2 separate regions of the Homo sapiens genome follow, and region 2 is linked to region 1. A link is a loop called in an ENCODE intact Hi-C map of the cell type or tissue named here. Cell type or tissue: gastrocnemius medialis. All regions are shown on one strand.

Region 1 (8,000 bases):
TCTCCTCCAATCCGCCCCTTCCCTGTCCCGCTGGCCACCATCTCTCCTGGGGTCTGCAGGCCCTGAGCAGCCAGCTTAGGGGAACAGCTGCTGCCTTCCTAGGAGGCCTTCCAAGCCAGTCTTGAACTGACCCAGCCTTTGCCTCAGTAACTCTGGGCTGCGGTGGGAATGAGAGCAGGTCGGACACGTGGTATAGAGGGCCAGATTGAAGCTACGAAAGCTGAGATGGCTAGCCAGTGATGAAAGGTCCCAGCCAAACTTTCCTTTTTCAATAGAGATGGTACATTCAAAGAATTTTTTGAAAATTTCTGCATAGAGTTATTTTGGGTTTTAGTTTGAGTGTGTGTGTGTGTGTGTGTGTGTGTATTAGATTAAAACAAAGGGAACTGATACATCATTGCCCAGTATCTGAGGCTTATAACTCATCTGTTTCCTTTAGGAATAACATCCAAGACCTTCTGTTAACTCTTAAGACTAACCACACCAAACTTAAATACGCCTTGTATTAGTCAGCTTGGGCTGCCATCACAAAACACCAGAGGCTGGGGGGCTTAAAGGACAGACATTTATTTTCTCTCTGAGGTTGGAAGTCCAGGATGAAGGTGCCAGCAACGCTGGTTTCTGATGAGGCTGTTCTTCCCGGCTAGGAGACGGCCACCTTCTCTCTGTGCTGCACACGACCTTTCCTCCATGTGCTTCTGGGGAGAGGGCTCGCAGGTGTCTCTCCCTATTCTTATAAAGACACCAATCCTATCAGATTAGGGCCCTCCTTTTATGACCTCATTTAACCTTAATTACCATTTTGTTGTTTGTTTGTTTGTTTGTTTTGAGACAGAGTCTCGCTCTGTTGCCCAGACCGGAGTGCAATGGGGCAATCTCTGCTCACTGCCACCTCCACCTCCTGGGTTCAAGTGATTCTGGTGTCTCAGCCTCCTGAGTGGCTGGGATTAAAGGCATGCGCCACCACACCTGGCTAATTTTTGTATTTTTGGTAGAGATGGGGTTTTGCCATGTTGACCAGGCTGGTCTCGAACTGCCGACCTCAGGTGATCCACCCTCCTTGGCCTCCCAAAGTGCTGGGATTACAGGCGTGAGCCACCATACCTGGTCCCTTAATTACCTTTTTAAAGACCCTGTCTCCAAATACAGTCTCATGATGGGGGCTTCATTGTATGAACTGGGGGGGCACAATTCAGGCCACACACTCCCCGAAACAAATGCCTTAGCAGCAGGCTCCCCATTCTCTTTGCCGGGCGGAGGTGCTGGGTTTGGCCTGGGTCCCCTGCTTGGTGTTCATTTTGTTCATCTGCAGGATGACAGGGGACCATCTGGGTTTTCGAGTGGGTGTCACTACATGTGAGCAGCTCCTCCAGACAAGCCTATTAGGTCCCTCTCAGGAACACCCAGGGAGCCAACCCTGGCAATGCAACCACAGCAACCAGTGCCCTAAGCCCAGGTCAGGACACCCAGTCACAGGAAAAAGCCACAGTCACCAGGAATTTATCAAGTCACACAGCAGGCTTGCCCATGCCTCAACCTCTCTCTCCCTCTACACAAGTCCCCATCCCCATTTCTCCTCTAACTGCATCCCTTTCCCAGCCGGCCTGACCTCCCTGCCCTCTGCCCTCTGCACCTCTGTAACCCAGGAGGCACTGCAGCCTGGCAGTGGTTCCAAAATTAGCTGCACACTAGGATCACCCGGGGAGCTTTCAAAAGTCCCAATGTCATCCCATAGGGATTAAATCAGGATGATTTAATCAGACATCCTGATTACATGTCCGGTGGGTGGGAAGCAGATATCAGTATTTTTACTGGTGGACTAGGTTTTGAATCTAGGCTTCATCATCTCATTAGCTGTGTAGCCTTGGGCAAGTTACTGAAGCCAAAACGGAGATAATACTAGCAGTAGCACCTGTCTCTTAAGATTGTAGCAAATATGAAATGAGCTAACGCTCATAAGGAGCCTTAAACAGTGCCTGATGTGTAAGGTATGTGCGTCCACCAGGTGTGCCCCAAAGGAAACCAGCACCTTACAGAGGAAAGGCCATGCAGGAGAATCCGTGTACCAACTCCCCTAATTGTGAAAGGGCAAAGAATGCGCTGACATCAAGTCCCTGCTTGGTGTGGAGCATGCATCATTGTATTTTGTCTGTACAGTGGTTCCTCAGCATCAAGATTATGATAGTCGTTGTGCAGAAGAATAAGGCTAAAAGAGACAAACTCAGGTGGGTCTAGTGATGGAGCTGGGATTTATAACCAGGTCTTTCTCACCCCCAAACTCATGTCCATTGTTATGAAAAATGCTTTGGTTTATAAGAAAAAAAGGGAGAAAATATTTTGTGTAGTCTCAATGTCTTTCACTAGTAAAAATGCAGTGAGGTTGTTTGTATGGTGCAGTTGTGGGGCTGGAACCCATCAAACACCAAGAAGTGCTTTCATTTACTCAGAATAGGGTAGGTGCTAATTAAATCATGGAAACCAACATCAAGATGAGTACAGCCTCACTGCTAATATTTTTTTGTAAAAGTTTAGGCAGGAAAGTTGCTGTTCTGCATTTTGGGTTCAAAATCAGACTACGTTTGCTAGCTATGTGACCATGGCCAATGACTTAATCGCTCTGTAATTCAGTTTCCTCACCTGTCAGTTGGAGATAATAAGAAACTCCCTCATAGAGTTATGAGGCTTAAATGAGCTAAATATAGGCCTACCCCTCAGGGCAGCACCTGACACATAGTATGTGCCCATTCAGTGGTCATATTGCTGTTACTACCATTTAGGGAATGCAAATCAGTCTTCCAAACTCCAAAGTTTCAAGTGGCTATTCCAAATTAGATAGAAGAGTGTTAGGTGAATATCAGAAATGCAACTGGATTTTAATAATTTCTTTTTAATATTAATAACTCAAACCCCCATTCACACTACTCCTTCCAAGTAAACATTCCACACTTTTTCCCCAGCCTGTGTCCCCTTCTGCCGCAAGGTCCTGGACCCTGCTCAAAGAAAACTGATTTAGGCCTTCCTGTAGGCATCTGAGAGCAAGTCAGATGGTTGCCTGCACAGACACAGACAGCGTGGATGGGATTTTGTCTGCAGGCAAGGGTCAAGGCTGGCCGAGCCGATCACTGAGCTCTCCTGCTCCTCCTCCCTGGAAGAGCACCGGCAACTCGACAGTCTCCCCTTGCCCAGCCTTCAGCCAGGCTCCTCTGAATGCTCTTCTCAGCGAGGCCTCAACCTTTGCACTTCTATGCTCATCTCTGCATCGCCTGATTTTAGCAAAAAGCCTAAGTCAGTGTAGCCAGAATGCCCCACCCTCAGTATCTGATCGCTTTGCTATCTGATCCACATCCTCGTTCCCACCGTCCCCCAGGCGACATCTGATCACACTGGCCTCTCTCCTGAAAGAATCCTGTCAAGTTGGTTTAGCGAGAAGCCCCCCTGCCCTTAACATCTCCTCTTAATAATTTTCCATCCACTGGCGTCCCCCTGACCTTGGCTATGAATCCCCACTTGTCCATGTTGTACTCAGAATTGAGCCCAGTTTTATACAGAGGTCTGGTTTTCCTTAGTATACAAGAGTTTGTCAAGAATCTGTTTTGTTATTGTTATTGTTGTTGTTGTTGTTGTTTTTGAGACAGAGTCTCTCTCCATTGCTAGGCTGGAGTGCAGTGGCACGATCTCGGCTCACTGTGATCTCTGCCTCCCGGGTTCAAGCCATTCTCCTGCCTCAGCCTCCTGAGTAGCTGGGATTACAGGCACGGGCCACCACACCCAGCTAATTTTTGTATTTTCAGTAGAGACGGGGTTTCACCATGTTGGCCAGGATGGTCTCGATCTCCTGACCTCGTGATCCACCCGCCTCGGCCTCCCAAAGTGCTGGGGTAACAGGTGTGAGCCACCGCGCCCGGCCCAAGCATCTGTTTTTACCACTTTACTGTCCAGCTCTGGGTACTGACAATCTCCACATATGCACACATGTGAGCACGTGGGCACACACACACACACATGTCCATGCATGTGTGTTCAGCCCCCTCCCCACCCCTCACCCCACACAGCTCTGGCTGCTCTCCTCAGCAGCCCCTCGCAGCTGGGCTCTGGAGCTTCTCTGGTCAGGAACATGGAAGCAGCCCCTGGTCCCCAGCTAGTAACATTTATGAATCTTTTACACCAGTGACCAGAAATAGCACCAACCGCAGTCCACAGTGGCCACGTCGGGCTTGGGAGGCTCGGCCACCAGCCTCTGGATCTGGGCCAGCGTGCTGCAGGCTTCCTCCATCTCTTGCCAAACGAGAAACACGTCCTCTCTGACTCCAGCTCCTAAAAGGGGAGACACAGCATGAGCGGCCGGCTGAGACAGGCCCAGGAATGTGGCAGCCCGCCTAGCAGGCCTGACGCATTGCAGCCAAGTTTCTGGAACATTTCTGAACATCAAATTCCGCTTCCCCCACTAATCTCTTTCTGAGAATCAGAACTGAAATCCCCAAGGAAGTGATATCATCTCAAGAAATCATAAATGCAGACTTTAGGATACAATAAATCCTTCTAAAGTAAATGTTTGTAGCAGCCAGAATATTTAAAATGAATTATTGATAATACCCAAATAAGATAGGAATAAAAACATTCAAAAGCACCTCACACAAGCCAGGGTCACCGCTGCGAGGAGGGGAAATGCAATGGAATGTTGTGAAAGCAACAACCCCTAATCCTTTCGCCATGTAGCCAAGGTGTCCTGCTTCTTTGAAACCACAGGTATAATATTTCCCCCAATGTAATAGTGATTGCCTGGTCTCCTTTTCTGGACCTCTACTGTCTCAGTTAAGGGATAGGTTTGACTCTATAACACTTTTTTAAAATGACATGGCACCATTAATTTAGATATTTATGTCTTTCAATCAATCGAAGTTCATGCCAAGGAGAGTGGTTTAGGGCTGGGATACAGGCTCTGCCTTCATCGAGATCCAGGCTCTAACAGATCAGCAGTTTCTAGATGTTGGGGCGGGTGGGCCGGGGGGAAATGGATGTGCACTCTGTGGTGTGCCATGCAGAGGTGCACGGTGAGAGGTCCTGTCCTGCTACCTTAACTGTATCAAAGTCAAGGTCCCAGCCATGCTGTGGTACTATGTTACTATGGGGGAAAGTGGGTAAAGAATAGATGGGCAGGCTGGGCACGGTGGCATACGCCTGTAATCCTGTAAAACTTTGGGAGGCCGAGGCGGGCAGATCAATGGAGGTCAGGAGTTCGAGACCAGGCTGGCCAACATGGTGAAACCCCGTCTCTACTAAAAATACAAAAATTAGCTGAGCGTGGTGGCCCGTGCCTGTAATCCCAGCTACTCAGGAGGCTGAGACAGGAGAATCACTTGAACTGGGGAGGCGGAGGCTGCAGTGAGCTGAGATCACACCACTGCACTCCAGCTCAGGAGACAGAGTGAGACTCCAGCCCAGGAGACAGAATGAGACTCCATCTTGAAATAAATAAATAAATAGATAAATAGATAAATAATAGATGGGCATCTCCCTGTATCACTTATTACCACTGCCTGTGAATCTATAATTATCTCAAAATAAAAAGGTTAATTTTTAAAATCTTGAAAACAGATCCACACTCTTTCTATCCTGCTCCTCGGTCATCTCAGCACATCCTTCTGTCTTCAGCCACCTTATGATTCAACATGGTGTCCTTAGTGCCAAGCAGCACGTCCTGAGCAGCAGGGCCACTGGGAGGACACAGAAGCACACCCCCTGATGGAGTCAGTTCCTTCGAGGCACCCTGCCCAGAAGGCCCACCCCACAGCTTCATTACTTAGCCACTGCCAGAATGGCATCACGCAGCCCCATCTGGCAGCAAGGGAAATTGAGAAATGCTTTTAGGCTGGGTATACTGCAACCCTAAGTAAAATTGGGGCTACAGCCTAAGGAGCAAGGGAGTGTATCTGGGTGGCAACTGGCAGTCCCTGCCCCTTGGCTGAGACATGTTCTGTCACCAAATACACCGAAAAGCCCCTTCCTCCCACTTCCCAAGTCTGCATGATAATTAACTGATGCCCAATATCCCACAATCACAGATGATGAGAGACCACCCTCCAGTCTACGGGGCACCCCAGGAGACTCATCCACCCGGGGCCAAAGGACTGATCCTAAGCCAACAAGGCAGACTAGGGCAGACCAGAGTTGATGTTTCTGAATTTTAAAATATAGTCAAGAAGGGTAGGGCAGAAAAAAGGGACATCAAAGTTCTAGCCTCTTGAAGTGGGACAAATCAAGTGAGAGAGTATTAATAGCTATGTTCCTAAAGGGGCAAGTGACAAGCCCTGACAGAGACGGACGGCTACCATGGCTCTGTGGCCATCAACAGCCTAGGAAGTGAAATCTGATGTGTCCTGAGCTCCATGTTGAAAATCCAAAAATAACACAGGCTGCTGCCAAATGCGAACCTTAAGCCCACAGGCCCTCTGAACGCTGTAAAATCAAGACAGACTGCCAGCTGCTTGCTTCAGCCTGGAGGTGTTAAGTAGCAGGAGTCTCTTAAAAGTTTCAAATGAGTCAAGGCTTTCCTCTAGACTTGTCAATAATATCTTAAGAGGGAGTACACCACAGGGCAGGGTCAAAGGAGAAAGTTCCGAGGAAACCCAGTCGGCTCTTGGTCATCCAGGGACAGGGAAATGTGTCTCTGGGACAGCAGTGACCGGGACGTGCTCCCTGTGCAGGCAGTATCTAGGATTATCACTACCCCAGTCTAGTGATCGTGATGAAGCAGCTACAGACTGCTATGTCGGTGATCAGAGAGCAACACAAGTCCATCTGATTTGCTTTGCTTAAAAACAAAAGAAAAGAAAACAAAACAAAACAAAAAAACAGTGAAAAAGAAAGCTACAGAACAGTAAAAGCATCATGACAATGCACAGGTTTTATTTCAAGTTATTCCTCACACAGTAAGGAAGCACTGCCAGTTTTATCAAGGTCACTTTTAAGGACTTAGTTGGGATCTCAGATAGCCACAGCCGAGGGACAGAGCCCCATTGGGGATGGAAGACGATGGGGGCACAGGAAACCCCGCTGTTCAGACCTCCGTGAATTTGAAATTCTCCAGGCTACACCAGGGAGGAGATGAAACAGCAGGAAGCTGTATGTATCTTTATGTATCTTTTTTTTTTTTTTTTAATGGATTCTTGCTCTGTCGCCCAGGCTGGAGTGCAGTAGCACGATCTAGGCTCACTGCAACCTCTGCCTCCCAGGTTAAAGCGATTCTTGTGCCTCAGCCTCCCGAATAGCTGGGATCACCACCACACCTGGCTAATTTTTGTATTTTTTTAGTAGAGATGGGGTTTCACCATGTTGGACAGGCTGGTCTTGAACTCCCTGACCTCAGGTGATCCACCCGCCTCAGCCTCCCAAAGTGCTGAGATTACAGGCATGAGCCACCGTGCCCAACCAAAGCTGTATGTATCTTGACTGTCAAGGTGGAAGCCAACTAAGGTCTGCCTGACAACAGAAGCTGGATACGGTTCCTAATGGAGTCATTCAGGAGACCTAGTGGATTCTCCAACCAGAATGCATGCCTGCCCAATCCCCCGCCTTGCATGACTGCTGCCCTCCCAGACACCTGGTAACAATTTGAAGGCCGGGCGCAGTGGCTCACATCTGTAATCTCAGCACTTTGGGAGGCCTAGGCAGGAGGATCACCTGAGGTCTGGTGTTTGAGACCAGCCTGGCTAACATGGTGAAACTCCGTCTCTACTAAAAATACAAAAATGAGCCGGGTGTGGTGGCAGGTGCCTGTAATCCCAGCTACTCAGGAGGCTGAGGCAGGAGAATCTCTTGAACCTGGGAAGCAGAGGTTGCAGAGAGCCATTGCACTCCAGCCTGGGTGACAGAGAAAGACTGCATCTCAAAAACAAACAAAAAAACCAAACCAAAACAAAACAAAAAAACAATTTGCAGGCTCGTGTTAAAATGCTAACATACCTGGGAGCAATGTCACAGTCTGCTGCTGTTTTTCATTA
Region 2 (8,000 bases), 230 kb after region 1:
CCTGATTGCTTGGCCAGAACTTCCAACACTATGTAGAATAGGAGTGGTGAGAGAGGGCATCCCTGTCTTGTGCCAGTTTTCAAAGGGAATGCTTCCAATTTTTGTCTATTCGGTATGATACTGGCTGTGGGTTTGTCATAAATGGCTCTTATTATTTTGAGATATGTCCCATCAATACCTAGTTTATTGAGAGTTTTTAGCATGAAGGGATGTTGAATTTTGTCAAAGGCCTTTTCTGCATCTATTGAGATAGTCATGTAGTTTTTGTCTTTGGTTCTGTTTATATGATGGATTACGTTTATTGATTTGCGTATGTTGAACCAGCCTTACATCTCAGGGATGAAGCCAACTTGATCTTCGTGGATAAGCTTTTTGATGTGCTACTGGATTCAGTTTGCCAGTATTTTATTGAAGATTTTGCATCGATGTTCATCAGGGATATTGGTCTAAAATTCTTTTTTTCCTGTGTCTCTGCCAGGCTTTGGTATTAGGATGTTGCTGGCCTCATAAGATGAGTTAGGGAGGATTCCCTCTTTTTCTGTTGATTGCAATAGTTTCAGAAGGAATGGTACCAGCTCCTCTTTATACCTCTGGTAGAATTCGGCTGTGAATCTGTCTGGTCCTGGACTTCTTTTGGTTTGTAGGCTATTAATTATTGCCTCAGTTTCAGAGCCTGTTATTGGTCTATTCAGGGATTCAACTTCTTTCTGGTTTAGTCTTGGGAGGGAGTATGTGTCCAGGAATTTATCCATTTCTTCTAGATTTTCTAGTTTATTTGCATAGAGGTGTTTATAGTATTCTCTGATGGTAGTTTATTTCTGTGGGATCGGTGGTGATATCTCCTTTATCATTTTTTATTGCGTCTATTTGATTCTTCTCTTTTCTTCTTTATTAGTCTTGCTAGAGGTCTATCAATTTTGTTGATCTTTTCAAAAAACCAGCTCCTGGATTCATTGATTTTTTGAAGGGTTTTTTTTGTCTGTATCTCCTTCAGTTCTGCTCTGATCTTAGTTATTTCTTGCCTTCTGCTAGCTTTTGAATGTGTTTGCTCTTGCTTTTCTAGTTCTTTTAATTGTGATGTTAGTGTGTCAATTTTAGATCTTTCCTGCTTTCTCTTGTGGGCATTTGGTGGTATAAATTTCCCTCTACACACTGCTTTAAATGTGTCCCAGAGATTCTGGTATGTTGTGTCTTTGTTCTCATTGGTTTCAAAGAACATCTTTATTTCTGCCTTCATTTCGTTATGTACCCAGTAGTCATTCAGGAGCAGGTTGTTCAGTTTCCATGTAGTTGAGCGGTTTTGAGTGAGTTTCTTAATCCTGAGTTCTAGTTTGATTGCACCATGGTCTGAGAGACAGTTTGTTATAATTTCTATTCTTTTACATTTGCCGAGGAGTGCTTTACTTCCAACTATGTGGTCAATTTTGGAATAAGTGCGATGTGGTGCTGAGAAGAACATATATTCTGTTGATTTGGGGTGGAGAGTTCTGTAGATGTCTATTAGGTCTGCTTGGTGCAGACCTGAGTTCAATTCCTGGATATCCTTGTTAACTTTCTGTCTCATTGATCTGTCTAATGTTGACAGTGGGGTGTTGAAGTCTCCCATTATTATTGTGTGGGAGTCTAAGTCTCTTTGTAGGTGTCTAAGGGCTTGTTTTGTGAATCTGGGTGCTCCTGTATTGGTGCATATATATTTAGGATAGTTAGTTCTTCTTGTTGAATTGATCCCTTTACCATTATGTAATGGCCTTCTTTGTCTCTTTTGATTTTTGTTGGTTTAAAGTCTGTTTTATCAGAGACTAGGATTGCAACCCCTGCTTTTTTTTGATTTCCATTTGCTTGGCAGATTTTCCTCCACCCCTTTATTTTGAGCCTATGTGTGTCTCTGCAGGTGAGATGGGTTTCCTGAATACAGCACACTGATGGGTCTTGACTCTTTATCCAATTTGCCAGTCTGTGTCTTTTAATTGGAGCATTTAGCTCATTTACATTTAAGGTTAATATTGTTATATGTGAATTTGATCCTGTCATTATGATGTTAGCTGGTTATTTTGCTCGTTAGTTGATACAGTTTCTTCCTAGCCTTGATGGTCTTTACAATTTGGCATGATTTTGCAGGTGGCTGGTACCGGTTGTTCCTTTCCATGTTTAGTGCTTCTTTCAGGAGCTCTTGTAAGGCAGGCCTGGTGGTGACAGAATCTCTCAGTATTTGTTTGTCTGTAAAGGATTTTATTTCTCTTTCACTTACGAAGTTTAGTTTGGGTGGATATGAAATTCTGGGTTGAAAATTCTTTTAAGAATGTTGAATATTGGCCCCCACTCTCTTCTGGCTTGCAGAGTTTCTGCAGAGAGATCCGCTGTTAGTCTGATGACCTTCTCTCTAGTTGTTCTACCCATGTTTGAAAGTGGGATATTGAATTCTCCAAATATTTTTATTGAATTTCTTCTTTATCCCTTCATCCTGCATGTTTTTATTTCCTGTGTTTTGGAGCTCTCTTGTTAGGTTCACGTATGTTTATAATTATGTCATCTTAATGGAGTGATCCCTTTATTATTATTAAATGTCTTTTTTCCTCTTGTAGCAATTTTTATCTTAAAGTCTGAATTTTTAAAATTTATTTTTTAATAGTTGCTGTGAGAATTACAATTAACATCAACTTGTAATAGTTTAGTTTGGACTAATGTCACCTATTCTTCAAATATTCTTCATGCCTTTTTTTCTCTCCTCTTCTGAGACTCCTGTTGTACAGATGGTGTTTTGTAGTCACTCAGGCTCTTTTCATTTTTCTTCATTTTTATTTCTGTTTCCCAGACTGGATAATCTTAACCAACCTATTTTTGAGTTTGCTGATTCTTTCCTTTGCCTGCCAAAATATGCTATTGAGCCCCTCTGATGAATTATTTTAGTTATTGTACTTTTATGTCCAGAATTTCAATTTGCTTGTTTTTTCCAGTTTCTTTCTCTTTATTGATATTTTCTGTTTGGTGAAGCGTTGTTCTCATACTTTAGTTTTGCACGTGGTTTCCTTTTTTCCTTTGAACATATTTAAAATAGCTTATTTAAAGTCTTCTAGTAAGTCCTGTCCTCAGGGACCATTACTGTTGATTGCATTTTTTCCTATGTATGAGCCATACTTTCTTGTTTCTTTAAATTTATTTGAAAACTGGGCAGTGGGAGGGGCTCATTTCAGTTACTGTGCTTTTCTATTTGGTTATTTTAATAATTTCTTTCTCTTCTTAATATTCTCCATTTGGTGTGACTTTTAGTTCTTTGGACATTATTTCCTTTAGTTCTTTGAATATATTTAATATAGCTGAATTAAATTATTCAGTAATTCTAAAACCTGGGCTTTCTCAAGGGCAGTTTCTATTAAATACTTTTTGTCCCTTTATACTTTTTTGTTTCTTTGTATGTCTCTCAATTTTTTGTTGAAAACTGGACAACTAACATATAAGGTGGCAACTCTGGAAATTAGATTTTCCCCTCCCTAAGGTTTGTTGTTGTTTTTGTTGCTGTTTGTTTAGTGGCTTTCTGAACAAGTTATTTTAAATCTATATTATTTGTGGTGCATGGCTACTGAAGTCTCCGTGTGGTGAGCTTCATAGTCATCTAATGATTGAACAGAGATTTCCTTAAAAACCTGGAACCAGTAATTCTCCCCATCTTTGTTGAGAGGCCTGTGTATTTGCGTACATATGTGTGTGTTGGGGCACATCAAAACACTCAGCCGGGCAGTTGACAGCTGTTCCTTAGCCTTCCCCTCCTGTTTACACAAAGCCTGGGGTCAGCCCCAGGTGTGAGAGCTTAGGGATGTCTCAGGTTTCTTCTGAGCACAGGCAGAGCCAGAGCCCGATGCGTACACAGGACCTTCTAGATTGGCAGGAAGGTGTCAACACTTTTTACAGCCCCTGTGGACATCTTATTCCCAACTTTTCCTTTTAAACTTTTGGGTCTGCTTATTGTTTGGCCCAACTGTCATCTACCACATTGTTCTGCAGCCAAATTTTTAAAAATTTCCCCTAAAGGTTTTTGACAACTGTTACCAGGGTCGAGGCTTTTCACAGTGGGAAAGCTCTGAGTCAGGTCAAATAAAAGTAGCCTTCCAGGTGGGGCCTCACTGGGACTCACCACACAGATCAGATAAAGACAGTTCTCTGGAAATCAGGCTTTCGAGGAGCTGCAGCATTGTTCTGCCACCCTTATTGCCTGTCAGGCTGCTGATTTTCACTGTGATTGGGCTGTTGGTTATAGTGCTGTCACAGAGCTGGAGAGAAGAGAATGAGAATAGAAAAGTTAAATGCCACATATTTCACTGTTCTTGTTGAGATTCAGCTTTTTAAAAATGTATTAACATTCCATGGATTGCTGCAAGCTTTTGGAGATTGCTGCAAGCTTTTGGTTAATTGCCAGAGTTCTTAGAAAGTTTATTCTGATGCTGCCAATTTTCTTGTTCTTGTTAGAATTTTCAAATGTCCCTAACTTTGCCATTTTCACTGACAGTACCTCTGTTGCTTTTTTTTCTTCTTCTGTGCTATTTTGTTTCTTCAAACTATTCTCAACTTTTGCTGTCAAAACCAGTTGATTGAATTAACATTGATAATGGCATGTAGGTCCTGAAATTAAATTTCATTATCTTAATATTATAAATATTAACCCATTTAAGAATCACTATTACAAAAACATTTTGAAGATAAACTATTGAGCAGGTAGAACTAATTACCAGAATTTATCATTAGCTATTTCATTTTTTAATACAGATTCTTATTGAGATCATTTTAGAATCATACACTGTTATAAGAAGTTATACAGAGAGATCCTGTGTAGCCTGTACCTGGTTCCTCCCAATGGCAATATCTTGACAAAGAATACTACAAAGTCACAACCAGGATGTTGATCTTTTGATAGGAATGGGTATTTCATTTTCACCATCCTGATATTGTGGCTTTCATTACCATTTCCCTGATGGTTAATGATGTTGAACATCTTTTCACTTGCTTATTGGATTGTTCTTTTCTGTTTGTTTTTGAGTTCTTTATATAGCCTAGATCTTTAGACTTTTGTTAAATATGTAGTTTGCAAATATTTTATACCTTTTCGTAGTTTGTCCTGTCCTACTCTTAACAGGGTCATGTGAAGGGCAAAGTTTTTAATTTTGAATGAGGTACAACAATTTATCATTTTTTTTTTCTGGATTGTGCTTTTGGTGTCAACTCTAGGAACACTGCCAAACCTTAGATCCTGAAGATCTTCTCTATCCTTTTTAAAAAGTTTTATAGTTTTACATTTTAAATTTAGAGCAGTGATGTATTTTGAGTTAATTTTTGTATAAGTTGTAAGGATTAGGTCAGGGTTCTTTAAGAAAAATATTGTTTTGGTCTATAGATGTCTCATTGCTTCTGTGCTATTTGTTGGAAAAGCTGTTCTTCCAATGAATTGCTTTTGCAATTTTGTCAAAACCAGTGAGGCATATATGGTTCTGTTTCTAGGTGTTCTACTCTCTGCAAGTGATTTATGTGTCTATCCCTCTGCCAATATCACACTGCCTTGGTTACTGAAGTTATGCAGTAAGACATAATGTCTGGTGGAGTGATTCCTCTCACTTTATTCTTGTTTTTGAAGATTGTTTTTAGCAATTCTAGGGTTTGTTCCTATCTAATTTTTTGTATAAGCTTGTCAACAAAAAATTATCCTGGGATTTTTACAGGGTTTACATTAAACCCACAGATTAATTTGGGAAGAATTAACATCTTTACATTTTGAGTCTTTTAATCCATGAATATAGTGTGTCTTCTTGTTTATGTAGATCTTCTTTGATTTATTTCATCAGCATTTTGTATATTTCAGTACATATGTCCTGTGCATGCTTTCTTAGATTTATATCTGAGGTACTTCATTTTATTTGGAGTCGTAAATGGCGTTGTAAATGGCATTTTAATGTTGATTTTTGCATATTCATTGTTAGTATATAGAAATGTACTGGATTTTAGGATTTAGACCTTGTATTCTGCAACTTTGCTATATGTACTTATTACCTTTAAGAAGGACTTTTCTTTTTGAGTCCTTGGGGTTTTTACATAGACAAGTATGTAGCCTGCAATTAGGGAGTTTTATTTCCTTTCCAGTGTGTTCGTCTTTTTTTTTTCCTTGCCTTGTTAAAGTGGCCAGAACTTCTAGCACATGTTGAATAGAGTGAGAGCCACATCCTTGACATGTTCCCAGTCTCAGGGCCTATATATTCAGTCTTTTACTGGTAAGAAGGATATTACCTAGAGGTTGAGATTGAGGTAGTTCTACATTTCTCCTATCTTCTTGAGAGTTTTTATCATGAAGAGGTGTTCGGTTTTGTCAAATACTTTTTCTGTGTCAGTTGATATGATCATGTGTTTTTCCTCTTTAGCCTGTTGATGGGGTGAATTACAATGATCAGTTTTTGAATTTTGGGTGAGTCTTGCATACCTTGAGTAAAAGTCACTTGGTCGTGATGCATAATTTTATACATTGCTGGGTTCAATTTGTAATTTTTTTTTTGTCTAAGTTAATGAGTTTTGTAGTTTTTAAAATAACATGTATGTAGCATAAAATTCAGCATTTATAACTATTTTAAGTGTACAATTCAGTAGCATTAATCACAATGTTATACAAACACCACCATTCTTTTTTCATTACCCTAGAGACTCAGTAACCATTAAGCCACAACTCCTCACTTCCCCCTACCCTGTTGCCCAGTAACCTCTAATCTACTTTCTGTCCCCGTGAATTTGCTTATTCTACATTTTTCATGTGAGTAGAAGCACAGTATTTGCCCTTTTTTGTCTAGCTTATTTCACTTACTATAATATTTTCAAGGTCCATCCATGTTGTAGCATATATCAGAATTTCATTCTTTTTTGTGGCTGAATAATATTTCATTATGTAACTGCCATGTTGATCCATTCATCTGTGATGGACACTTGGTGTTTCTGTTTGGAGACTTTGGGTACTATGGTCACGCATCACTCAACGTGGAAAACATCCTAAGTGGTGTTAGGCCATTTAATCATTGTGCTAACATAGAGTGTACCTACACAAACCTAGGTGGTATAGCCTACTACATACCTAAGGTATATGATACAGCCTATTGCTCCTAGACTGCAAGCCTGTACAACATGTTACTATACTGAATACTGTAGGCAGTTGTAACACAATGGCAAGTTTTCGTGTATCTAAACATAGAAAAGGGTACAGTAAATACAGTATTATAATCTTATGGAGCCACCATCATCTATGCAGTCCATCGTTGACCAAAACATTACATGGTACATGACTGCATTTAAATACTTTGTTTTAACAGTCAGCCTATTTAGGTTTATCATATAGGTCCTGACTAGGGCCTGCTGTTTTGGGCTATAGTTCCAGTAATAGCTTAGTTTTTAGAGCATTTGCAGTGCGAGCTTCAGAGTTTTAGTGATTTTCTGATACTGAAGCTGCTAAGAGTAGTTGGTGGTTCTTGAGCATTAGTTCTACATTTTATAACTGAAGTTTACAGATCTTTTTAGATGACTTAGATTCTTTAGGATAAGGTGAAAATTAATTATGGTATTTTGTCTTTAGCTATAAAATTAATTTTGAAAAACCTTTCTGGCTCATCTTTTTAGATGTATGGTATATATCCTGCACATCTGAATTACATAGGATTATATTTTGAGTTTTAGTAAACAACATGGGCATTAGCTTCTTTAGGAAGTTGATGATATTGAGTGGTCTTGATAAAATTAAAATATGGTTTATATGAGTTCCCTTGTACTTCTAATGTGGCAAGAAGACAAGTATATGTTACATTTTTCAGATAATAAAACTAATGAGGGAAGAAACAAAGCTTTGATCATAAAATGTCTTTAAGCTCGAAGGGACCCATGTGGACCTAGTCCAGGATGTTTTAAAATTGCTATTGAGCCCTTTGTTGAAACAAAATATTGAGCAAGTGTAACTGTAAAAGAGATATTGATGTATTTAACAATGT

What was found. A loop is a pair of places that touch in the nucleus more often than their neighbours do. Peaks named below come from ENCODE experiments on the same cell type or tissue, not always from the same donor. Only the 100,000 strongest peaks of a DNase experiment are listed, where the experiment ranks them.
Region 2: a loop joins it to region 1, with 2.8 times the contacts of the local background. A loop is called at or near these places in 2 of 110 quality-filtered maps.

The regions. Positions count from the first base shown.
Region 1 is chr2:98,159,165-98,167,164 of GRCh38, reverse strand. It overlaps VWA3B (von Willebrand factor A domain containing 3B), which reads right to left. Exons shown (of 28, transcript NM_144992.5): 8 at 4,189-4,314. Among named protein-coding and RNA genes, the nearest start is that of VWA3B, 76 kb to the right of the region's middle. RefSeq lists an enhancer at 3,639-4,185. In gastrocnemius medialis, no CTCF peak of the experiment used is centred here; DNase peaks (open chromatin) are centred at 2,704, 4,294, 5,754, 6,394 and 1 weaker place; H3K27ac peaks cover 6,089 bases.
Region 2 is chr2:97,932,182-97,940,181 of GRCh38, reverse strand. The region is part of intron 1 of TMEM131 (transmembrane protein 131); the gene reads left to right. Among named protein-coding and RNA genes, the nearest start is that of TMEM131, 60 kb to the left of the region's middle. RefSeq lists an enhancer at 3,525-4,026. In gastrocnemius medialis, no CTCF peak of the experiment used is centred here; a DNase peak (open chromatin) is centred at 3,831; H3K27ac peaks cover 6,987 bases.